Linked DNA regions of Homo sapiens: all the other regions are linked to region 3. A link is an interaction called in ENCODE POLR2A ChIA-PET data of the cell type or tissue named here. Cell type or tissue: HepG2. All regions are shown on one strand.

Region 1 (8,000 bases), 72 kb before region 3:
GACCTCATTTTAACTTGATGTGTATCTGTAAACATCCTATTTCCGAGCAAGGTCATATTCACAAGGTAGATATAAATTTTAGGAGACTTTCAACCCAGTACAGGGCTAATCAGGGCAGACTTTGTGGGGATGGAGATCTGGCCATTTAGGTGCAGGGTGGTGGCACGCCAGAGAAGAGTGGGACTGCAGGGACCCAGGGTTAACTTCACCACAGAGGCTCATGCTGTTCTCAGGAGCACAGGACAAGAGAAGGAAACTGGAAACCTACCCCCTCACTCTTGTACACACCTTGTCCAGCCCCGGTTCTGTTTTCCTGCCCCTCCCTCAACAATCCTGACTTGCATCCACAAACAAGGATGTGTTAGGATGGTTGATAATGTAATTATTATGGAACAACTCTGATTAATTGAGCACTTACTATGTGCCAGGTGCTGTACAAAGAGCTTTACATGCATATTTCATTTAACGCTCGTAATCAGTCTGTGAAATAAGACCTGTTCTTATCCTCATTTGGCACTTGAAGAAACAAAGCCTTTGGAAGGCCAAGTCATGTGCCTGAGGTCATCGATGCAGCATGTGGTGTGAATGGGATTTTAGACCAGCTCAGCAGAGAACTGGGGGCCCAAGTCCTTAGATAGCCCTGACCCCTCCACCCACCCAACCCTGACCTATGCCCTAGAGAATAGAGGGTGACCTGTGGGGACCCGGAATAGGAGGGGTAGGGAACAGGGAAACTCTAAGGGACACAAAAGGGGAATGATGAGGTGAGATTCTCCGTGCTAAAAGGCTTTGAACTATTTCTACCCAACCAAACTGGCAGCTCCCTTCTCCCCTTCCTCTGGGGCTGCCTGGAAACAGTGAGCGAAGGAAATGAGGCTTCTACCTCCCTGCTGTTTCCATGGGGCCTGGAATGGTTCCCCACCCTATTTGCAAGGCCATAAATAATCGAGATGTATTACTCAGGGATTGCCATGGTAACATCTTCAGGTTACCAGGGATGCAAGATCCAAACAAAAGTATTCGATTAAATATTTCTGGCCACTAGAGGAATCCAGCCATGTAACGCTGGGATGTGGGGAGAGGAGGCGCAGCATGAAGGGATTATTCCTTCTTTCTCCTTTCTTTTCTCAGCTTCCTCCTCAGATAATTATGGCTCTGCTGGGCGGGCCCTGTCTCCCTCCTCTCTTATTCTGGGGGCCTTTCCCTGCTCTTGTGATGGAGGGTTCCCCCTACATCCCGTATCTCTAACAGAAACAAGGATCCTGAAGCCAGCTCTAAAAGAGATGCCCTTGGCTCTCATAAACACTCCCTCTTGAAATTGGTTTAGGATTGAGTTGAATATCCAACTAAAGAGCATTCCCACATACATCATCCTTCCAAGTGGAATTAGCAGACCTGAAAGTTGGTTTCCCCCCTGACACCAGGAGCATGATATAGGCCTGGAATTATGGTAGTCGCAGAGAGGAGAAACAGCAGTGTGATTGATTTGGGTGCGGGGGCTCCTGTCCTGGTCCTGGGGGCTGGGAAGAGCGCACAGCAGGCATGATCCTCCCTGGAGCCCCGCCTGGGAATGGCTCTGCCTCCATCCAGAGCTACGCAACCACTATAAATATGTTTCTAATAACCAAGTGTGTTTGTTTAACATAAGCTTGCTCTACCCTCTAAGGTAGCCCGAGAAAGTGCCAAGTGAGGCAGAGTTTAGGAGGTGTAATTTAAAGTCGTGTTGGCAGGCCTCGGTGTACAGCCAGGGAGAGGATAAATCTCTCTGAGTAGCCAAGTCGCCCTTTCTGTGACTTCACTTCTAAGAGGTTGTAGCTGGAAGGGATTGCAAGAGTCACCTAGTTCAAGACCTTCCTTTGCAAGAAAGGGAGCTGAGTGGGAGGTAGGAGGACTTCCTGAAAAGGTCACCCAGCCAGTAAGTAAGCTCCTTTCTGTCTAAAACTCAATTTCCTAAACCAATGATTATTCCCCTATTCCTCTGTATAGGGCCCCAGCCCTGGAGGAGACTATTGGGTATGTGTACAGCTTGAGAATCTGGAGGAAGGTGGAGGGCTGGGGAGCAAAGATACTCAGGGAGACTCCAGGCCTGTTGGGTACACACTTCAGCCCACCCAGCCTGACTGGTGCCTTGAGCCCTACTAGCCATGTAAACAAAGCCCTTCCTGTCTCTGTTATCTCCAGTGGATCCATAGGTTCTCCTTGGGTAGGCTGGGCCTTGTAGACTGCTGATTAGCTTTCCCTTTCACAGAGCAAGATTTCCCTTCTGGGGGCCATTGTTCCACCCAAGCACAAGCTGGCTTTGCAACCAGACTCTTCCCCAGGCAGGATGAGGGAGGGGAACCTGGCCTGGGGCCAGATGATGGCCACCTCCCCAACCACCTGCAGGTTCCTACCCAACCAGGGGTTAGCATGTCATACATTGTTTATGAAGCTTTTGTCTTGGGCTCAAGGTGAGCCAGGGAATCAGAGAGATAAATAAATAAATAATTTTAAGCAGAGCTGAGCGTAGGGGCAGAAGGGAGGGCTGCAGGGGTTGTTTTTCTTGGGGGCTTGCATATTTTATCACCCTGCAGTCTCATGACCCCTCTTCCCTCCCCTCCCCTCTCTCCTGATGTTGCTGTGATGAGAGTTTATATTATCCAGCACACACTGGTTTGTAAGTCTATTTACAACCCAGGTGTTGTTGGTTTGCGTGAGAGAGAGAGATGCCCCATCCCCAGATTAGTTAAACTGGAAATAAATTGGTTGTTAAATAAAAGCCCTCTGTGGGATGTGACAGTGATGAATGAAGGGTGGATGTGCCTGGGGAAGGGAGTGGTGGCTTTCTGGATTGAGACTGTTTGAAGCTGAAGTGGCCCAGGAGGCTTGGGTGGGAGCCTGGGATGGCCTGTGGGCCTGGGAGGGTTTGGGGCCTGAGGACAGAGAATGGTCAGGCAATGGTGGGCCCTGAAATACATTTATAGAGGGAAATTGAAGGCTGAAGACTTGAGCACCCTCTAGAACTATATTTTATTTTCTTGTGGCTGAAAGAGCACTTTCGTGTCTTTGATTTTAGAATTTTGCAACATATTTTTCTTACTTTACAGATGGAGGAAACTGCAGTGAAATCACTTGCCTGTGGTCATTGTCAAATAAAAAAGAAATCTGGACTTAGTAAGGAAAGATTTTATTTAAAAGGATTATTGCAGAGTGGGGAAAGCGATTATTGCAGCAGGGAGCTTCTCTGACCCCAAGATCTGCAGGCATCCCCAAGAGTTAGGCAAACAGGGGTTTTCTTTCATAGAGAGGAGTAAACAGGCAAGAATGAATGAGAAGGGGGATGAATGGGTGGCACGATCCTATAGGAAACTGAAGACTGTTTCTCCGAGGCCAGACTATTTTGCGGCTCAGGCTGAGGGCGAGCCAGAGTTCAGAACCTGGAGGAAGGAGAGAAGTTTAACCAGAGTTTGGTTAACAAGCATTTTGTTCTTATTAGTCAGTGGGGACAAGCATTCAATTAATCATTTATGCGGCAAAGAAAGAGACTGGGGAGGGTCTGTGTCTGGCCTTGACATAAGTAAACAAGACGGTGGTGGGAGGTGGGGCACGCATCTGTGAGTCCTATCTAAGTCATATGGAAAGTGTTTTTGTTTTTATAGGTACACTGTTTTCCAGAATAAAAAGTTGAGTGGATTTCTTAACCTTCACTGTTTTCTAGGATTACAGGGCTCAGATAAAAGTCAACATTGTCATCATGCAGTTACACATGGCAGTGTTAGGGTAGCTGAGTCCAAAGCTCACCTCATGGCGGTCAGTAAGTCACGAGACAAGGTGCTGGGGCAAGAAAGTGACTTTATCTCAGAGAGCCAGCAAGCCAAGAAGATGGTGGAATAATGCCCTGAAGAACCATCTTGAAAGGCATAGATATTGAGCTTTTTTTCATATTGGGAAGGGGGAGCAAGGAGGGTTAGAGGTCAGGAGGTGACAGGTGACCACAGACATCTGGGCATCAACAGGAGTCCAAGGGGGTTGCATCACTTCTTTGTCCTTGGTCAGGTCACAGTGCTCCTATAAATCTTTTTATTTATTTATTTATTTTTGAGACAGGGTCTCACTCTGTCACCCAGGCTCACTGCAACTTCCACCTCCTGGTCTCAAGCAATTCTCCCATCTCAGCCTCCTGAGTAGCTGGCACTACAGGTGTGCGCCACCATGCCTGGTTAATTTTTTGTATTTTTATGTAGAGATGGGGTCTTACCATGTTGTCCAGGCTGGTCTTAACTCCTGGATTCAAGCAATCCTCGTACTTCAGCCTCCCAAAGTGCTAGGATTACAGGCGTGAGCCACTGCACCTGCCCGGCCTCGCCTGTAAATCTTTAGCATAACATTATTACTTGCGTGTATGCACTTCTTATCTCTTTGGGGGTTAGTTTTAGGAAAGAACTATTATCATCCTTGCTTTAAAGTTAAACTATAGAGTAAATTCCTCCCATTTCTGACTACCAGCAGAAAGGAGCGAAGACAACCCGTGAGGTTAGAAGCAAGATGGAGTCAACTATGTTAGAGTTCTCTCACTGTTACATTCGGCCTGGAATTCAGACTCTGGGCTCCCAGAGCACTTATATAGTTCTTCATCCTCTTACCTCTTTCATATCTAAACAGTCTTAACATCTTTCTCTCCATTCTTTTCCTCCTATTAAAATCTGCTGTCAAGAATAAAGAACCTGTCAGCAGCCTAAACTGTCACCCTGCCCAGGGATATTTGTGTTTGACTAGGGACCAGAGCTTTAACTTTTAGAATTGAGAAGGAGAGTCCTTTTCAGAATTAACCTGTCCTGACTTTCCGTTTCTTTCATCACCATCACAGGGTCACTTCTGCCTGAACTTGGGAGGGATAATAGATGATAAGGAGTTGGTTGATAATGGGTCATTGAAGCAAAGAATCTCAGGGCTGAACGGGAGGGAACTTAGAATATCTAGCACAATCTCCTATTATGCAGATGGGAAAAGTGAGGAACAAATAGGAGAAGGGATGGTAGCCAGGCTTGATACTAAACAAGGATCTTCCTAACTGTTCATGTTATAGAGGGAACAAAGGGGGCACACGACTCTCCTCCTCTCCCATGAGCACCAAGTCCTCCCTTTCCTGACACCCCGCCTACCCCCACAGAGTTCCTGGGTGAACCAGTGGTTATCAAGCTTTAGCAGGAGTAACAATCGCTCAGTGTGCCGGATGTGGATGCCTGCATATCCACTGTCCTCCTGGATTATGTAGGAATGGATCCCAGTTATCTGCATTTTACCTAGATTCTGATGAGGCTGTTTGAGAACCACACATTTTGGAAACACTGGCAGAGGCCAATGTGAGTCCAAGAAAGGTGGACGGGCCAGGTGTGGTGGCTCATGTCTGTAATCCCAGCACTTTGGGAGGCCGAGGCGGGAGGATCACCTGAGGTCAGCAGTTCAAGACCAGCCTGGCCAACGCGGTGAAACCCCATCTCTACTAAAAATGCAAAAATTAGCCAGGGTGTGGTGGCATGTGCCTGTAGTCCCAGCTACTCAGGAGGCCGAGGCAGGAGAATTGCTTGAACTCAGGAGGTGGAGGTTGCAGTGAGCCAAGAGCACACCACTGCACTCCAGCCTGTGGGGTGGCGACCTGTAATTCCCACCTCTAGGAACTGTTGATGGGTAGGGCAGCCCTCCTTTCTCCCCTTATTTCCTCCTCGTACCATCGCAGAGATGGAGCCTGGGGGAGGAGAGCTGTTCTTCAGAGGAATTAAAGACTCTTCCTTGAAAGGTAACAAATTCCTCACTAATTATGCCATTATTTTATTATGCAGCCTTAGTGAAAAAAATACACAAACCACTCAAACCCTAAAAAGAAGGCTGTATCCAGGACTTATCCAATTTAATAAATCCTCTCCATCCAGTAATTATTTCCCGGATTCTTTTTAATACAAGTGTGCAGTCGTGGGGAACGGTCTCTCTCTGGCTGTGGCAGGGAAGGAGGACAGGCCCTCTCTCACCCACCCCACCCATCTGCCCTCTCGAAGTGGGTGCCAAACATGTATACCACAGTCTTTCTAAACCACACCTTTCACCTTCCTCCTCCAGCCTGTCGTATTCCTGACAGAAAGGGTGTGAGGGAGGAGGAGGACACGTTAAATTCTGACCCCCTTCGTTGAAATTTGGGGCTCATCCCTAAAAATTCCCAAGACTCTCCCTGTGGCCTGGCCCTGCCCCAGGTTTTATTCCATGTCCTCAGCCTTTCTCTCAACTAGCAGTTATGAGCCCCAACCCCCAAAGGTTTTCGTGATAAAATGTGGATATGTTACCCCTTCAAAGTCACATATTTTGAATCAGACAGGTCTGTGCTCACATTTTGACTTGACTAAGCACTGGTGCGTGCTTCATTTCTCTGAGTCTCTGCTGTCTTTGTCCATATAATGCGGATGCTGATATCTTCCTCATGAAGGATATCGTGTGGATCAAAGGAGGTGGACCTGAAGGATGTAATGCAATGCTTGACACACAGCTGGTGACCATCAAGGAACCTTTCCCTCCATGCCCCCTCCCTCCCCCAGCTCCTTGAAGCCTTAGGTTGAATATCTCCAGATGGCATTCATAATGGTGGGGGAGACATTTGGGGCCATGGAGGCTTTCTCGGCTCTCCTGAAATTCCCTCAGTTACTTTGTCCTCCCGCCACGCCCCCCACCCCAGTCTTGTGATGGAGCAGCTATAAGGAGGGCTTAGACTTTAGATGTTACTGGTCAGGAAGCACCTGGGAGAGCTTGTTTTTCTGTCCCTAGCAGAAGGGCTGGGCCAGGAAGAGCTGGCTGCATCCCTTCTCCATTACCATTGCCATGGAGACTGCCTGCAGCTGAATTCCTCTTCCTCAGCATCCTGACTAAGGCACAATCAACTGTGCTCCCTCATGCAGGATGCTGGCCACAGCTTGGTCCTGCTAGCTGTGTACCCTTGTTGCACCAGGGTGGTGGTCAGTGTGAGAAGGCTGCTCCCACCCACAGCCCCTGCGTCTCTGTGCTCATCTATTTATTATAACCCCGTTAGTTGAATTTTGGGGCTTGCCCCTAGCAAGTTCCTGTTATTCTACCTAAGACTTAAGACAGCATCTTCACAGGCATCACTTCTGGGCACTGCTTTGATGCCACATGGTCCTGGCCAGGCAGCCTGAACTTTGAAGTCATATGGACTACATTAGAAGGCTGCTTCTGGGTTGGGCAAGGTGGTCCATGCCCGTAATCCCAGCACTTTGGGATGCCAAGGTGGGAGGATCACTTGAGGCCAGAAGTTCAAGACCAGCCTGGGCAACATAACGAGATCTCATCCCTACAAAAAACAAACAAACAAACAAAACCCCAAAGAAACTTAGCCAGGTGTGGTGGTGCATGTCTATTGTCCCAGCTACTCAGGAGGGTCATTTGAGTTCAGGAGTTCAAGGCTGCAGTGAGCCATAATTATGCCACTGGACTCCAGCCTGGGTGACAGAGTGAAACCCTAGATCTCCCTGTTGGGCGGGGGAGGTGGGGGGAGGAAGGCTGTTTCTGGGATTCACTAATGGGGTCGTTTTGGGCTAGAGTTACATGAACTCCCAGACCTCAGTTTCTTCACCTGTAAAACGGGCATACTAATAGAATATACCCCAGCGGGTTGTCGCAAGGCTCATCTAAGATGACATACGGGGAAGAGTTTTGTCAAACAGAAAGCACTGAATAAACTTGGTGGGTAGGATGAGGCTGGCACTGCCTGAGCACCTGTTCTGTGCCCATGGTCATGTGAAACCTTTAACATACATTATTTCGTTGGGTTTAAAACACCATGAGGTAGGGCTCAATTTCTGCACTGTACCTGTGAGAAAAGAGGCATAGAAAAACTAAATAAATTGCCTGAGCTCACAAAGAAGAAAAGAGCCAGAACTTGAACTGTTATCAGCTCTTTCTCAATAAAAGCCTGTAAGAGATCACTGTTCTTATTGATACTGATTCATAAAGAAGTTTTT
Region 2 (8,000 bases), 87 kb before region 3:
GAGCCTGGAGAAGGTGGGTAGGGTGGGATGGGGGCAGTGCTCTAGGACCAGCTGTTTGGCAACAGGAGCTGTGTGTGCTCCATCTTGGTTGAAAAACCTCCCTGCACATCCAATGCCCTATTCTCTGCTACCTGTTCCAAGGCAGAACCTGGGCTCCTTCTTGTGCATATATGTTTGTCTGTCCTGGCACCCAGGACTTGGTCTTGTTTGTATCACACTTGCATTGCAATATGATCTCTTGCACAATTCCTGGCAAATATAATTTTAAGAAATGTTTGTTGAGTGACTAATTGTGGCCTAATTCAGGTCACCTCAGTATAGACCCACCTTGGGCTGTCAGGAGCAGATTAAGGGAAAATGGGAAGAAACCAAGAAGAGGATATCTGAAACCCAGAGATATCTGAAGCCCAACGTCTCACAGTAGAAAGAGCATGAATTTTGGATTCACCTGGCCAGGGCTTCGAACCTAGATCTGCCATGTAACAGCTGTGTGTTGTGTGATCTTGGAGGCAGTTACTTAATCACTCTGAACCTCAGTGACTGCATTACTAAGATTGATAATGATCACAGGGTTATTATGAGCATTAAATAAACAAACAATATAGTTTGCCACACAGGAGATGCTCCATAAGACGGTGGCCATAGTGATTGTAATTGAAGATATGAACTGAGACCTCTGCCTTCAAAGATCTATCAAACCTCAATTCTTTGATGTTTGGAGACATGGACCTCCGCTGTGATTTTTTTTGAGCTCCTTCACTTATCTTTCATGCTTCTGATGCCCCACTCCCAGGCCTGTCTCTATCTTCTCTTTCACTGGTCTCCATGCCATCTGATCATGTCTGGCCTTTGCAGGTTTTGTAGACTTACTGAAGATTTAGGCGTGGCAGGAATCAAAGAGATGGTTCCATTCAGTTATTGAAACCCAACCTCTGGCCATCTGGCCAGCTCTTTCTCTCTCTCTTTTCTCTCTTTTCTGCCCTCTTCAGAGTACCAAGCTGTTGCTAGCCCTTGCCTTATATAGAATAGTTCTATTCACTTCTAGAATTCTTGTGGGACTAATCTTTCATAACAACTCTTAGGATGTTTGTCTTCAGGATAATTCTGGAGAATGAAGAGCTCCTCATCTGACTATTTCATGATTACCTGACTCAGCCACATGGCTGGCTCCTGGTGAGGGCTGTGAGATACCTCATTTATAGGTTTCAAAAAGACCTGGGATGATGTCGGCTTTATTCATGTTGGTGTCAGTAGCTACAGTGAGCTGGGCATGGCACAGCAGTGGCGGGGGCGGGGGGTCAGGAATTAGCGCAGGAAGTCAGGTAGGTATTCACATTGTGGGTAAAGTTGGTCCATCTAGGGATGCTGCCAGGAGATAGGAGTTCCAGGGAAGAGCACCGAAACTATTGGACACTATCAGCAGGAGTTGGCAAGGGCTAGGCAGGGGTACACTAGGGCTCCAGACAAGCAGGGCAGGGCCCTATTACCAAAGGGAACTGGAGGGGTAGGCAAGAAACCTAGCCTGGGGACCAAGTCTTCAACTGAGCTTGGCCCATTTGAACCAGAAAAATAGTTCGTTGCATTTGAACGTGTGTATTTCTTGCACACGTGTGAGTCTGTGGGGTTGCATTCCGACATTCTCATGATTTGAAGCTCTGCATGGTCATATGATTCCTTCTGAAGGATATCTGGTAGATACTCCCTACCTGAATTTTTTTTATTTTTATTTTTTGAGATGAAGTCTCGCTGTTGTCCCCCAGGCTGGAGTGCGATGGCGCCATCTCAGCTCACTGCAACCTCCGCCTCCTGGGTTCAAGTGATTCTCCTGCCTTGGCCCCCTGTGTAGCTGGGATTACAGGTGCCTGCCACCATGTCTGGCTAATTTTTGTATTTTTAGTTAAATGGGGTTTCACCATGTTGTCCAGGCTAGTCTCGAACTCCTGACCTCAGGTGATCCACCCGCCTCGGCCTCCCAAAGTGCTGGGATTACAGGCGTGAGCCACCGTGCCAGACCAGTTTTTTGTTTGTTTGTTTGTTTGAGACAGATTCTTGCTCTATCACCTAGGCTGGAGAGCAGTGGTGCCATCTCGGCTCATTGCAACCTCCGCCTCCCGGGTTCAAGAGATTCTCCTGCCTCAGCCTTCCAAGTAGCTGGGATTACAGGTACACACCACCACGCCTGGCTAATTTTTGTATTTTTAGTAAAGATGGGGTTTCACCATGTTGGCCAGGCTGGTCTCGAACGCCCGACCTCAAGTGATCTGCCCGCCTCAGCCTTCCAAAGTGCTGGATTGCAGACGTGAGCCACTGCGCCCGGCCTCCCTACCTTAATTATACAGCCAAGAGGTAGGTTCTAGACAGAACTCAGGAGTTAGAAGGCAGGTCTTAGGTAGGTTGGAGGGTAACTCCATCTCTCTTGCTTGGATATGAACTTCCAGCATCCTGGATGAGCTGGGGAAAGCTTGCCTCTGGCAAGGGAGGCAAGCTGGGGATCCACCCTGGTGGGGAGGCAACTTATGAGGGCTCCAAGTTGAACGTGAGCCAACTGTAGGTCTTAAACCTGATGATGATCTGATTTTGTATTACTCTGTTTTCTCTTTTGTTTCTTCTGGGCATTTAGTAAGGTTTTATTGAAACATTGCAGTTTGATCTCAGTTACACTGTGAGGAAGAAAGAAAATGGTCCCACACTTGGGACAGCAGGGTAAAGTGGGGGAGCATCCTGAACTCTGGGCCTCAGTCATTTCCAAAGGTAAGGGCAACCCAGTGTGCCATGGGATCCAGCTTCTCTTTCACCTAGAGTTCTCTCCATTGGAAGCTGTGGAGGATGCATTTTCCTTTGCTGAGGATGATGGCCATTTCTTAACCTTTGGTGGACTCAGTCCGTAACTCAGGGTCTGGGGGATTCTGGGCACAATATTTATGAGTCTATGGCAGTTTGACCTAACGAATTCAGACCCGTCCCTTTGTGGACTGAGGCCTTAAAGCTCTCTGTGCTCACCGAGCTCCATCTTCAGAAACTGGAGTGGGGGCTGGGGGTGGCAGAGGCCACAGGAGCGGCCCCCATCTTCTCCCTGGCCACTCACCTTCAGTTCCCCGCATGGACTGGCAGCCTGCCCTTCTCTGGGTTCTGGGTCTGTGCTCTCCGCCTGCACTGAGGGGCCTCAGAAAGGTCCTTCTCTTATCTCCCTGCCAGCAACATGCCCCAGAGGCCCACACCAGCCCAGCCTGAGCTGGCCTTGAGTGTCAGGGGGCCAAAGCAATGACCTCTGCAGTGTGGAGCCCTTTTCCAAATAATTCATCACCACTCTGCATCCAATTAGGGAAAGCAGGCTGGATGAGACAATGGCCCAAACCCCTTGTTAAGTAACATCCCTAATTGATGACAGGGATGGTGAGCAGGGGTTTGGAAGCCAGCTCAGATTGTGTTTTTAAAATCCTCCTTTCTCCCGGGCTGCCTGCCAGAACTCAATGGCGTGGCCCTCCAGGAGAACAAAGGGAGCTTTGAAAATCTTTCTCCCCGTCCTTCAAATGCTTATCTGAAAAGACATCTTTTTCCCCTTAGTCGCTACAATCATAAAAGCACAGGTGATAAACCGCTTCTTCGTAATCATCAGTTGTGAAATCTCCCCCCACCCCTCTAAATAAAAAGCAGGAATTGCAGCAGCGGCAGCAGCAGTAGAAAGCAAGAGAGACCATCTCAGTGCCCATTCTGATGCCTATCGAGGCTCCAGGAAGGGAGCGGGAGAGGGGGATGAACTTTGTTCAGTGACAACTTTTATCTCTGGGTCTCGGGCTGTTGAAATGTCAAGCCAGGGCTGGATAGGATCTCCTAACAGCAGCTGCTGCCTAGCTCTGGGGGATAGAGGGCTGGTGGTGGGTGGGAGGAGAACCTGGAAGTGAATTGAACACGTCTTGAATTCTTGCAGCTAGAGTTCAGGTCTTGGTGGGACTTTGCTCCTAGAGAGGAAAGCCGAGGCTGTAGGGAGGGGCCTTGAGAGCCTGGTTTTGCAATGACCTTGAGAAGCTCTCTCTGAAAGGACAGGGGCTAGGCCATTTCAGAGGAGACGACTCTGTCCAGCTTTTAGGCTCCCAAGCTATGACATTGTAGAATTGAGGGATAGTTAGGCCTGGGGTTTAGATAGGATTCTAGATCCCTGGGCCCTCACATTAGCTCAAGGTGAGATCTTTCTCCTTCAGAGGCCATGCCCTGATCCCTCCACTTAGTTCATATCACTCTGCTGTCATTCTTCCTTGTAATGCCAACACCACCAAAGACCATTTACAGCACTGTAAGCTCAGCTTAATTCAGGAACATTTCAGATTTTTAAAGCTGGAGGAGATGATTTCTGAGCTGGCCATTTTATTTTTATTTTTTATTTATTTTATTTTTTTGAGACAGAGTCTCACTCTGTCACCCAGACTGGAGTACAGTGGCATGATCTTGGCTCACTGCAACCTCCGCCTCCCAGGCTCAAGTGATTCTCCCACCTCAGCCTCCCGAGTAGCTGGGACTACAGGTGTGTACCGCAATGCCTGGCTACTTTTTGTATTTTTTATAGAGACAGGGTTTCATCATGTTGCCCAGGCTGGTCTCAAACTCCTGAGCTCAAGGGATCTGCCTGCCTCAGCCTCCCAAAGTGCTGAGATTACAGGTGTGTGAGCCACCATGCCTGGCCTTATTTTTTTCAAAAATTCACATAGCACCCACTGTGAAGTAGCTACTGGTCCAAATGCATGCTTATTAACTCATTTTATCCTCATGACAATTGAATGAAACGAGAGGAAATTGAGGTACAGAGAGGTTAAGTCATTTACCTAAGATCACACAGCAATTGGCAGAATCAGAATTCAGACCCAGGAACACTGGACCAAAAGCTTGTATTCTTAACTGCTACTCTGTGCTGGCTTTTGCTATGTTATGCTGGGCATTCAAGGATGAATAGGAGTTGCCTGGGTAGGCAATGAAAAGGAGAGAGTATCTTGCTGGCAGAAGAGCAGGAGTAACGGCAAAAAGATATAAAAACCAGTTTGGAAATAGAAGAAAAGAGAACTGATTTCTGTTGAGTACCTACCTTGATTCAGGCACTGTGCAAAGCAGTTTACAGGTTTATTGTTTCATTTTCAGATTAGGCTTATGAAGTAAATAATATCATTTTCCTTTTTTACGAGTAAGGGAGTTGAGGCTCAGAGAGGTTGAATAAATTGCTCAAAGTCACATAACGACCAGGCGTGGTAGCTCACACCTGTAATCCCAGCACTTTGGGAGGCTGAGGTGGGAGGATCACTTGAGCCCAGGAGTTTGAAATCAGCTTGGGCAACATAGCAAGACCCGCCTCTCTAGAAAAATAAAAAATTAGCCTGGCATGGTGGCATGTGCCTGTGGTCCCAGCTACTTGGGAAGCTGAGGTGGGAGGATCACTTGAGCCCAGGAGGCCAAGGCTGCAGTGAGCTGTGATCACACCACTGTACTTTAGCCTGAGCAACTAGGTGATCATCTTCCATATAGAATTGATTTGATTTGAAGATGGAACCAATAAAGATTTCCTTTGACAAGGCCCAACCCCTGTGTTTTCTGAGTGTTCCATCACTCGTGTTTCCTTGTGGAGAACATGATTTGATTTTTAAGTGGTGTTCAATTTTTCTAGTGGTCTATGAATTCCATGAGGACAGGGTCGGTGTCTATGTCATTTGCCAGTGTTTCTCCAATACCCAGCATTATGCTAGGCACACTGTAGACTTGAAAATATTTATGAAATCAATGAATAGAAAATGCAAATTGAGGCCGGGCGCTGTGGCTCATGTCTGTAATCCCAGCAGTTTGGGAGGCCGAGGCGGGTGGATCACGAGGTCAGGAGATCGAGATCATCCTGGCTAACACGGAGAAACCCAGTCTCCGTGTTACAAAAAAATACAAAATACAAAATACAAAAAAATTAGCCGGGAGTGGTGGCGGGCACTTGTAGTCCCAGCTACTTGGGAGGCTGAGGCAGGAGAATGGCATGAACCCGGGAGGCAGAGCTTGCAGTGAGCCAAGATTGCGCCACTGCACTCCAGCCTGGGTGACAGAGCGAGACTCCGTCTCAAAAAAAAAAAAAAAAAAAAAGAAAATGCAAATTGTGTTGTGAACAGCTATTTAACACTTCATTTTCCCCCTATCCAATGTATATGTTATATTTTGCTAAGCCCAGGTCTCACCTAAGTGGCTGGTCTCCACATCAGTACACAGGACATCTCTGGGGTCACCATTAGATGATTAAGGGGGACTCTTACTGAAAGAGGGGAGGGCCGCGTGGAATAGCTATAGCCAGGCTGACCAATGTCTCTGTTTGCCTGGGACAGTCCAAAGTGTGCACCGTTACCCTGTCGAATAATTAACAGTGCCTCCTTCACTCTTGAAAGAGCCCCAGTTTGGAGGATAAATTGTATGAAGACCCTAGGCCAGTGACTGCCCACATAGAGGTTGCTGTGTTGCCAGCACTATGAAAGTCTGCTGGGGGAAGAGCAGATCCCAAATGAAGCCTGGTGGGTAGGAACACAAAGAAAATTCCAGCGGTAGTCTCTATTTCCCCAAACCCTCCACCTTCTCCCCTCAGGCTGGCCCTCCTTGGGATGGGATGAGCACTTCCTGCTGATGGAAGGCAGGTGGCTTAGTCAGAAGACCTGGCTACTGGCCAGCCCTGTGACCTTGGGCAATTCACTTCTGTACTCTGGGGTCCGGAATCTCTCTCTGAATGTGAAGATAAGAGGACTGGAGTTTGGTGGTTTTCTGCACGTACTCTGTGCAACCTCCTGTGTCCGTCCCCATGGGGAGGAACAAAAATAATATGTGAAACACCATGCTAGAGAATCAGATGTCTGGATGATCAAGAAGGTGGCATTTGCTGCCCAAGTTCTCAGAGCCTGCAGGGAGCAGAGGCCAGGATTGGGGCTCCTGGATAGGCAGGCTCTGCAGAGCTGGGAAAATGTGCCCATCAGGGGAGCCCCTGCACCCTCTCTATCCAGGTGGCTTCTGGACCACCTGAGTGGCTCTGTGGGGAGATGATTACAGGCCTGGGGAGGGGGAAGAATTCACTGGCTGTGAGGTCTCCAACAATAATGAAGGAATTAATGAGCCAATCAATTCATGTATTCATTTATCATGATTTTATTAAGTAAACTGGGGGGCCCAGCTTTGAACTCAAGGGGTCCCTGTCAGAGAGTGTGTCCGAGTACGTGAGCATCAGGACTCCATGCCTAATGTATCCCCTGCCCCGTCTCCCTGCTGTGCCCAGCTGGGGGACCTTGGTCTTGGGGTTGGGGCTGACAGCAGGGAAGGGCAGAGCCAGGAGTGCTGAGAGCAGGAAGGGGAAAAGTGGGCTCCAGTGCCTGCCAGGGGCTGGGAGACACGGGTGGAAGCTAACTCTTCCTCTGAGAGCCTAGTGCTTTGTGGTTGGTATCTCTCGAGGAGTAGCTACAGAAGGTAGTCCATGTTTCCACCTAACTGTGCCTTGCCCTCCCTACCTGCCTCTCCTCCTCCCCAGCTGCCAGCTTTTAAGGAGGCTCAGCCGACTCCCCTTTGCCCTCTGGAAGTCCTTTCTGGCATCTCAAGCCTGTGGAAGCTCTGGGAAGGGCCAATTCCCTTTGATGAGTGACACTCTTCCCTCCCATTTTGTCGCTTCCTCCCTTCTGATATTCCCAGGCCCCAGCTAGGGACTCCCGGGGTCCCAGCGGGTGAAGATCCTGATCTAGGAATGTCTGAGGAACAGGTAGGGGAAAGGGGACCTTATTGGTGGGATGCCACACAGACCTGAGGAATTTCGGGGACTGTGAGGAGCCTGCAGGTTGAGCCGCCCCGTGAGGACCCACCTCCTGGGTGGCCTCAGAGGGAAATTCTGCCTTCACTAAAGGACAGCAAGGGAGATCAGGGGCAGACATTGAGCTGGAGAGAGGGCAGTGGGTGAGTCTCAGATCCCTGAGGTCTAGGCCTGGTTCTGGCACAAAACTGCTGTGTGTCCTTGG
Region 3 (8,000 bases):
TTTTGTCTCTCTTCTGAACCTGTGAGCACAATGAACGGATTATCTGGTTGGGCTCAATGTAATTACAAGGGTCCTTAAAAAAGGAAGAAGAAGGTAGAAGAGGTCAGAGAGGTTCTATGCAAAAGGGACTCAGCCAGCATTGCTTACTCTGAAGATGGAGGAAGGAGCCATGAGCCAAGAGATGCAGGCAGCCTCTGGAAGCAGGAAAAGGTAAGGAAATAGGTTCTTTCCTGGAGTCTCTGGAAGGGAACAAAGCCCTACCAACACCTTGATTTTAGCCAGTAAGACCTGCGTCAGACTTCTGACCTCCGTAACTGTAAGATAATACATTTGTGGCTGGGGGGCGGTGGCTCATGCCTGTAATCCCAGCAGTTTGGGAGGCCGAGGCAGGTGGATCACCTGAGGTCAGGAGTTCCAGATCAGCCTGACCAACATGGTGAAACCCCGTCTCTACTAAAAATTACAAAAATTAGCCATGGCAGCGGGTGCCTGTAATTCCAGCTACTCTGGAGGCTAAGGCAGGAGGATTGCTTGAACCTGGGAGGTGGAGGTTGCGGTGAACCGAGATAGCACCACTGTACTCCAGCCTGGGCAACAAGAGTGAAACTCCATCTCAAGAAAAAAAAAAAAAAAAGGTAATACATTTGTGTTGTTCCAAGCTACTAAGTTTGTGGTGATTTGTTTTAGCAACAACAGGAAATGAATGCAGAAATACCTATGTTTCTCAGATATCCTGCATCTGGCTGACGTGGTTGAGGGAAGGCTGAGGCACATGGTAATAGAGTCTAATAGACCATGAGAAGCACTGTATTTAATTAAGATATGTGTAAAACATGGTGAGAGCCCCCAAAAGGGACCTGGCAGGTGTGGGGAACATCTGAGCAACTCACTGACTAAGTCCTTCATTCACAGGTCTTTGAGGCAGCCAAGCCAGTCCCCTCCTTCTGGCCCATCACCGCCTTGGGGCAGGGCAAGTTTCTTCTCTCCACGCACCTCCCTTGCTTCTGCCCTCCACTCCCACCCCAGTTACGAGCACAGGATTTGCAGCGCGTCAGGCTGCTGTTTGAATCCTGGCTCTAGCCTTATCAGCCAGGTGATAAGGGCAATTTGCTTAATCATTTGGAGCCTCATTTCTCCATCTTTAAAGGGTATATAGTGACTAAAATCTGGAGACTGTTGTGAAGATGCTGCATGTCAAGAGCTCAGTATGTGGCCGGGAGCAAAAGCTTGATAAATATGTGTGTGAACACCCTGTCAATGATGGCAGCAAGCCCTAAGGTTTCTCACAAGACACCTCTCCTACTTCCTACTTCATTGAGAAAATGGAGACAGTCAAAGGAGGACTTCCACAAACTTCTACCACTGCATCTACCAACTACCAGCATCTGCCCATTCATGCTCTGCCTTTCCCGCATGATACTGTGGATGAACTGTCTGTGCTGCTCTCCAAAGCCAACTCCTCCACCAGGGTGTGCATTCCTCCCCCTCTCACCTCCTGCGGTTCTTTCCTCTCGTACATATCATCAACTTTTAGCACTATATTGGACCATTTCAGTCTGCATATAAACGTATTGCTATTATGCTCCAATGGGAAGAAAATCCTTCTCTTGATCCCATTTCTCTTTTAATCTCCTGCCATATCTTTGCTTCTTACTACGGAAAAGTCCTCAAAAGAGTTGGCACCAGCCAATAAGGCCTTCTCCCCACCACCATGCTGAAACCGTTCTTGTCAAGGTAACCAGTGACTCCCTCATGGCTAGATCTCGTGGACAGTATTCAGCCTGCATCTTGCTTGACCTATCAGCAATGTTTTGATTCAGGTGGTGCCACTCGCTCTCCCAGATGATCTGCCCAGACGATTCTCCCTCACCTCCTTTGCTTTCTCATCTCTTTTGCTAGGCCTCCTAATGGTGGCTTTGTTCATCTTCTCTATATGATCTCACTTAGTCTTGCGACTTGAAATATCAGCTGTATACTGATGACCTCAATGTTTACCTCTCTCCTGAACTTCAGACTCGCATATCCAATAGCTTCGGTAAGCCTTCTCTGACCTATTTAGAAGTGCACAACCTTCTTGCATTTGCCTGAATTCTGGTAGACTTCTCAGGCTCAACCTGCCCCAAACAGAACCGCTGACCCCCTCCCTCAACCCATTCCAAATCTGCTCTACCTATGGCCTTTTCTGTCTCTGCTGATGACAACTCCAACCTTCTAGTTGCTCCTTAGGCCAAAAAATGTAGTCATCTTTTTCTCCTTTCTCTCACACACTTCAGTTTACCAGGAAATACTCTACTTTTGGCTCTACGTTAAAATATATATATATATATATATGGAATCTGACCATTTCTCATGCTTCCACTGCTCCCACTGTGGTTGGAGCCACCTTCATCTCACACCTGAGTCACTGTAGTACCCTCTTAATAGGTCTTTCTGATTCTACTATTCCTCTCATTCCCATTTGTATTAGTCTGTTCTCACGTTGCTAATAAAGACATACCTGAGACTGGGTAATTTATAAGGAAAGAGGTTTAATTGATTCACAGTTCCACATGGCTGCGGAGGCCTCACAATCATGACGGAAGGCAAGGAGGGACAAAGTCACATCTTACATGATGGCAGGCAAGAGAAAGTTTGTGCAGGGGAACCCACATTTATAAAACCATCAGATCTCATGAGACTTATTCACTACCATGAGAACAGTATGAGGGAATCTGCCCCCATGATTCAACTATCTCTGTCTGGTTCTGCCCTTGACATGTGGGGATTATTACAATTCAAGGTAAGATTTGGGTGGGGACTCAGCCAAACCATATCACCGTTATAACAACCACAAGGATCTTTTTAAAGCCTAAGAAAGATTACGTCACTCCCCTGCTCAAAACTCTGCAGTGGCTCCCTATTCCCCTTGGAGTGAAAGCTGAAGCCCTCCCTCCTCCCTGCTTTTACCTTATATGCTACTATCCTCACTGTGGCTCACTCTGCTTTAGCATCAATGACCTTCTTGCTGCTCCCAGATGAGGTTCTGCCCTGGGGCCTTTGTTCTAGCTATTTCCTTGGCTGAAAAACTCTTTTTCAAGGTATCTTATTGGCATACTCACATTTCCTTAAAGTCTTTGTTCAGGTCTCACTTTTTTTTCTTTTTTTCTTTTTTTTTTTTTTGAGACAGTCTCACACTCTGTTGCCCAGGCTGGAGTGCAATGGTGCAATCTTGACTCACTGCAACCTCCACCTCCCAAGTTTAAGCGATCCTCCTGCCTCAGCCTCCCAAGTAGCTGAGATTACAGGCACCCGCCATCATGCCCAGCTAATTTTTGTATTTTTGTAGAGATGGGGTTTCACTATGTTGGCCAAGCTGGTCTTGAACTCCTGACCTCAGGTGGTCTGCCTGCCTCAGCCTCCCAAAGTGCTGGCATTACAGGTGTGAGCCACTGCGCCCGGCCAAGTCTCACTTTCTTGATGAGACCACACTAACCGCTTACTTAAAATTGCAACCTGCCCCCCGCCCCGCGCTCCCCACCCTGCATTTGTAATCTACAATGTCCAGGTACTTAGTAATCCCTTGGACTTTTGAATAAATTTGCCAGAATGTCCCTCTCTGAGACTTCCACACAAGTTTTTTCCTCTTTATTTTTTGCCAGGGGTAGGAGATGGTGAGTGCTCACACAGTGTGGCTCTCAGTATTTTCTTCCTGCTGACTTTCTCCTCCTTGGATCCACAGGTACACCTGATTCAGGTACTCTATCTTCATTCAGGGTGTGTTCTTCCCCTAAGTGGGTGGTTGCTTCCTTAGAATTAGCAGGCAGTCTTGATAATGAACTACTTGAAAATCTTATAACTGGGCATCCGATGTCTGCCCCAAAGAAATAGTCATTGTCTCTCCTTTGATATGCACAGCTACATAGGTCTGCAGGATTCCAGTGCAAGGCTGGGTCCCTGATGGAAATTTTATCATTGTCATTATCTGTTTGCACCCATAACACACTGGGAGCTTCTTGTGTCCAGGGCTGCTGTCTTATTCTCAACGCCTAGCACAGGCTCAACATGTGGTTGGCCCACAATAAATGCTTGCAATGGAATAAAATCATGATGAACTGTCAACGAGGCTTTGACCTTCTGGTGAGTAGAATTTGGAAACTTGGTAAGACCTTCTTACTTCCAGGAGGTTAAATTTGTTAATCTACTCTTGAGAAGTTTCTTTTTTTTCACAAGGTGGAAATCCCCATCAGCACACCTTAATCCTAAGGCACACCCAGGGACAGTCTTAAAAGAGTGAGAAAAAGATGTACAAAAGAATAGAAGTGATCAGGCTCCTGGAAGGCATCCGGCAGTGGCGGGTAGCAATCAAGTGTGCTGTGAGAGGGAGCTCAAGGTCCTCCTGGGCAGGAGGAAGGCTGTGGCTGGAAAGGAACATATGATCTTATATAACTTTGCTGTCACCTCTCATGGCCTGTCCTATGCTTCAATCATAGTTGTCATCTTTGTGGGCACGAATGTTTTTGAGCATTTTACATGCATTTTTGCCTTTTCATCCTCACAATAATCTCAAATAGTATATGTTGTTACTATCTTTGTTTTAAAATGATGATTGAACATCTAGTATGTGCTGGGCTCTGTGCTGAGCATGTAACAGACACCACACCGTTGGATCCTCACAAGCACTTACGAGGAAGGTATTATTTCCACCTTACAGAATAGAGTGTTTGTTTTCTCTTGCTGCATAACACATTGTGAAACTTACTGGCTTTAAACAATGCTTGTTTATTATCTCACAGCTTCTACGGGTCAGAAGTCCAGGCATGATGTAGTTGGGTTCTTTGCTCAGAGTCTCACGAGCATGAAAGCAAGGTGTTAGCCAGAGCTGTGATCTCACTGAGGCTGAGGGTCCCTTCCTAAGCTCATCTGGGTTGTTTGCAGAATTCACTTTGCTGCGGTCGTCCCTATTTTCTGCTGACTGTTGGCTTGAGGTTGCTCTCAGAACTGAAGGCCACCCTCAGCTCCCAGCCCAGTGATTCCATCCATAGGCAACTCACTGTGGCTATTTGCTCCTCCTTGCTGAGGCACACGGGGTGGGGGTTGGGAGCATTCTCTGACCACCTTTTTGTTTTTTTTTCTTTTTTGGGATAATGAAACTTTTATTTCTTCATTTCTGATCATTATCAGAAATGATCAGATAGTAGCTAGGATTGCCAGTACAGCTTCTTAACCTTAATAGGAAAACTTTCAACATATTACCACTAAGTATAATATTTGCTGTAGACTTTAAAAATTATTTTATTTTAACTTCCGGGGCACATGTGCAGGATGTGCAGGTTTATTACATATGTAAACGTGTGCCATGGTGGTTTGCTGCACCTATCAACCCATCACCTAAGTATTATTAAGCCCATCACGCATTAGCTATTTTTCCTGATGCTCTCCCTCCCCCTTCCCTCAACCCACAGGCCCCAGTGTGTGTTGTTCCCCTCCCTGTGTCCATGTGTTCTCATTGTTCAGCTCCCGCTTATGAGTTAGAACATGTGGTGTTTGGTTTTCTGTTCCTGTGTTAGTTTGCGGAGGATAATGGCTTCCAGCTCCATCCATGTCCCTGCAAAGGACATAATCTTGTTCCTTTTCATTGCTGCATAGTATTCCATGGTGTATATGCACCACATTTTCTTCATCCAGCCTATCACTGATGGGCATTTGGGTTGATTCTGTGTCTTCGCTATTGTGAATACTGCTCAAATGAACATGTGCCTGCATGTATCTTTATAATAGAATGATTGATATTCCTTTCGATATATACCCAGTAATGGGATTGCTGGGCTCTGACCACCTTTTAATTTTTTTAAGTAAAAAAAATTTAAAATCATCTAGGTTTGCATAAATGGATGTGCAAATATAGTAATTGGGCAGTTTAGAAATTTTAAGTTTTATTTTATTTTAGATTCAGGGGTGCACGTGCAGGTTTGTTTACATGAATATATTGTGTGATACTGAGGTTTAGGCTTCAACTGAACTCGTCACCCAAATAGTGAACATAGTACCCAATAGACAGTTTTGCAATCCATGGCCCCCTTCCTACCTTCCCCCAAAGTGGAGTTCCCAGTATCTATTGGAGTCCCCAGTATCTATCGTTCCCATCCTTATGTCCATGTGTACCCAATGTTTAGCTCCTGCTAACAAGTGGGAATATGTGGTATTTAGTTTTTGATTTCTGCAAAAATTCACTTAGGATAATGACCTCCAGCTACATCCATCTTGCTGCAAAGAACATGATTTTGTTCTTTTTATGGCTATATAGTACTCCACAGTGTATATGTACCATATTTCCTTTATTCAATCCACCCTTATTGGGCATCTAGGTTGGTTCCATGTCTTTGCTATTGTGACTAGTGCTGTGATAAACATGTAAGTGCAGGTGTCTTTTTGGCAGTTTGATCTATTTTCCTTTGGGTAGATACCAAGTTATGGAGTTGCTGAGTCTGACTACCTTTTTAGAAAGAGCTCTCCTGATTAGGTCAGACCCACCCAAGACCACCTCCCTTTTGATTAACACAAAGTCAACTAATTGGTAATCTAATCATGTGAGTGATACTCCACACTCCAGGGGAGGGTATTGTGTAGGGAGGTACACTTGGAATGGAGAGCTTGGGAACCATCTTAGAACTATGCATACCACCCTAAGGCTCAGAGGACTTCAATGAGTTGCCTGAGAGAAACCCCATGGCCTGTAAGTGGCAGAGATAGAACTGAAATCCATCTCATAAGAGCCCATTGCAGTTGTGCTGCTGTAGGAGCAGTGGGTAGAAAGATTAATGGTAGAATTGAGATTCGGGGATGTAGACCTTGAAACCTTTCCCCTTTTGGTAGGTAACAGCAATGAAGAGATCTTCAATGGCCCCATAGGCAGGGCTTGATTGACCATAGAGGCATGCCTTAGGGGCCCAGAGAGGCTGTGTGCTTATCTTCGGCTATGTTCAATAGTATTGTAGAGGTTTAGCTTATAGGATCATAAGCTGTCAGGGTTTGCAAGGCACCCAGAGAATCAGCTAGTCCAGAGTTTCCAAATTATTCCATGGAAACTTTGTTCCAAAATGGCAATCATTATAAAAAGAAAAGAATTCATGGTGAAATAAGCTTGGAGAACCTTGGGTTAAACACAGTAGAAGATGTTGCTTCCCTGTAGGACTTTGGGTGCCTTTCAGGTATTAATATGCTTCATGAATCCATAAGAGGAGGAACGTATGTTGGACCTCAGAACACTTCCTTGTTGTGTGTAAATGAAGAGCCAAGGTTTGGGAGAGGATGCAGATACACTAGTCTAGGTAGTTATTGGTGACAGTTGGACTGTGTTATCTCTCAGGTCTGCTCTCACTCTCTGAGCCCCCAAGGGAGATTAGTGGTTTGGGATGAGAGTGGGGTGGGGTTCTGCTGGTGATGATGGCACACTGTTTCTTACCAAGGAACAGCAGATGGCCAGATGCTGGGGGCCTCAGGTTGAGGTGTGAATAATAGGCAGGCCTTTTCAAATACAGCCTGGAGTGGGGCTTGCAGCCTTAGGTGAGACCTGGGGCTGGCAGAGGGGAAGAGGAAGCTTGTCGCTGCTCTGTTACTGAATAAAGGGAAGGGAGCTGGCACCTGTTGGTTTGATGGGAAGACACCTGCTCAGAGATTACCAGGAGATAAATGGCTCCATGGAGGATTGGAATAGCAGACAACCCAGATGACCCAGCCAACATGAAATAGCCCAGGGACTGGATTTTCTTTTGTTTGTTTGGTTTGGTTTTATTTGTGTGGTCTTGTTTTTCCTGATCACGGGCTTCTAAGTTTCAGGGGAGTAATTGGATGAGGATTGGGAGGCATCTGATGCTCTGGGGCTCTACCTGGGCATTCCTGGGGAACTGTGGAGGAGCTTGTGGTGGGGAGGGACCTGAGCCATTGTCTGTCTCAGAGGTGCAGGGAGCAGTTTCCCACCCACAGGGGGAGAGGAGCTGCTGTGTTTCTGTTCCTTCCCAGAA

What was found. Peaks named below come from ENCODE experiments on the same cell type or tissue, not always from the same donor. Only the 100,000 strongest peaks of a DNase experiment are listed, where the experiment ranks them.
Region 1: POLR2A ChIA-PET joins it to region 3 with 10 read pairs; 3 of 35 experiments call an interaction of 5 or more read pairs at or near these places.
Region 2: POLR2A ChIA-PET joins it to region 3 with 24 read pairs; 3 of 35 experiments call an interaction of 5 or more read pairs at or near these places.

What each region holds. Positions count from the first base shown.
Region 1 is chr11:116,408,277-116,416,276 of GRCh38, reverse strand. The region is part of intron 1 of LOC107987166 (a long non-coding RNA gene); the gene reads left to right. Among named protein-coding and RNA genes, the nearest start is that of LINC02151, 88 kb to the left of the region's middle. In HepG2, no CTCF peak of the experiment used is centred here; DNase peaks (open chromatin) are centred at 2,196 and 3,626; H3K4me3 peaks cover 601 bases.
Region 2 is chr11:116,423,763-116,431,762 of GRCh38, reverse strand. The region is part of intron 1 of LOC107987166 (a long non-coding RNA gene); the gene reads left to right. Among named protein-coding and RNA genes, the nearest start is that of LINC02151, 73 kb to the left of the region's middle. RefSeq lists an enhancer at 6,557-6,851 and a silencer at 6,557-6,851. In HepG2, no CTCF peak of the experiment used is centred here; DNase peaks (open chromatin) are centred at 3,602 and 6,722; H3K4me3 peaks cover 457 bases.
Region 3 is chr11:116,336,296-116,344,295 of GRCh38, reverse strand. All of the region lies in intron 1 of LOC107987166 (a long non-coding RNA gene), which reads left to right. Among named protein-coding and RNA genes, the nearest start is that of LINC02151, 160 kb to the left of the region's middle. RefSeq lists an enhancer at 1,890-2,184. In HepG2, no CTCF peak of the experiment used is centred here; DNase peaks (open chromatin) are centred at 1,985 and 4,775; H3K4me3 peaks cover 555 bases.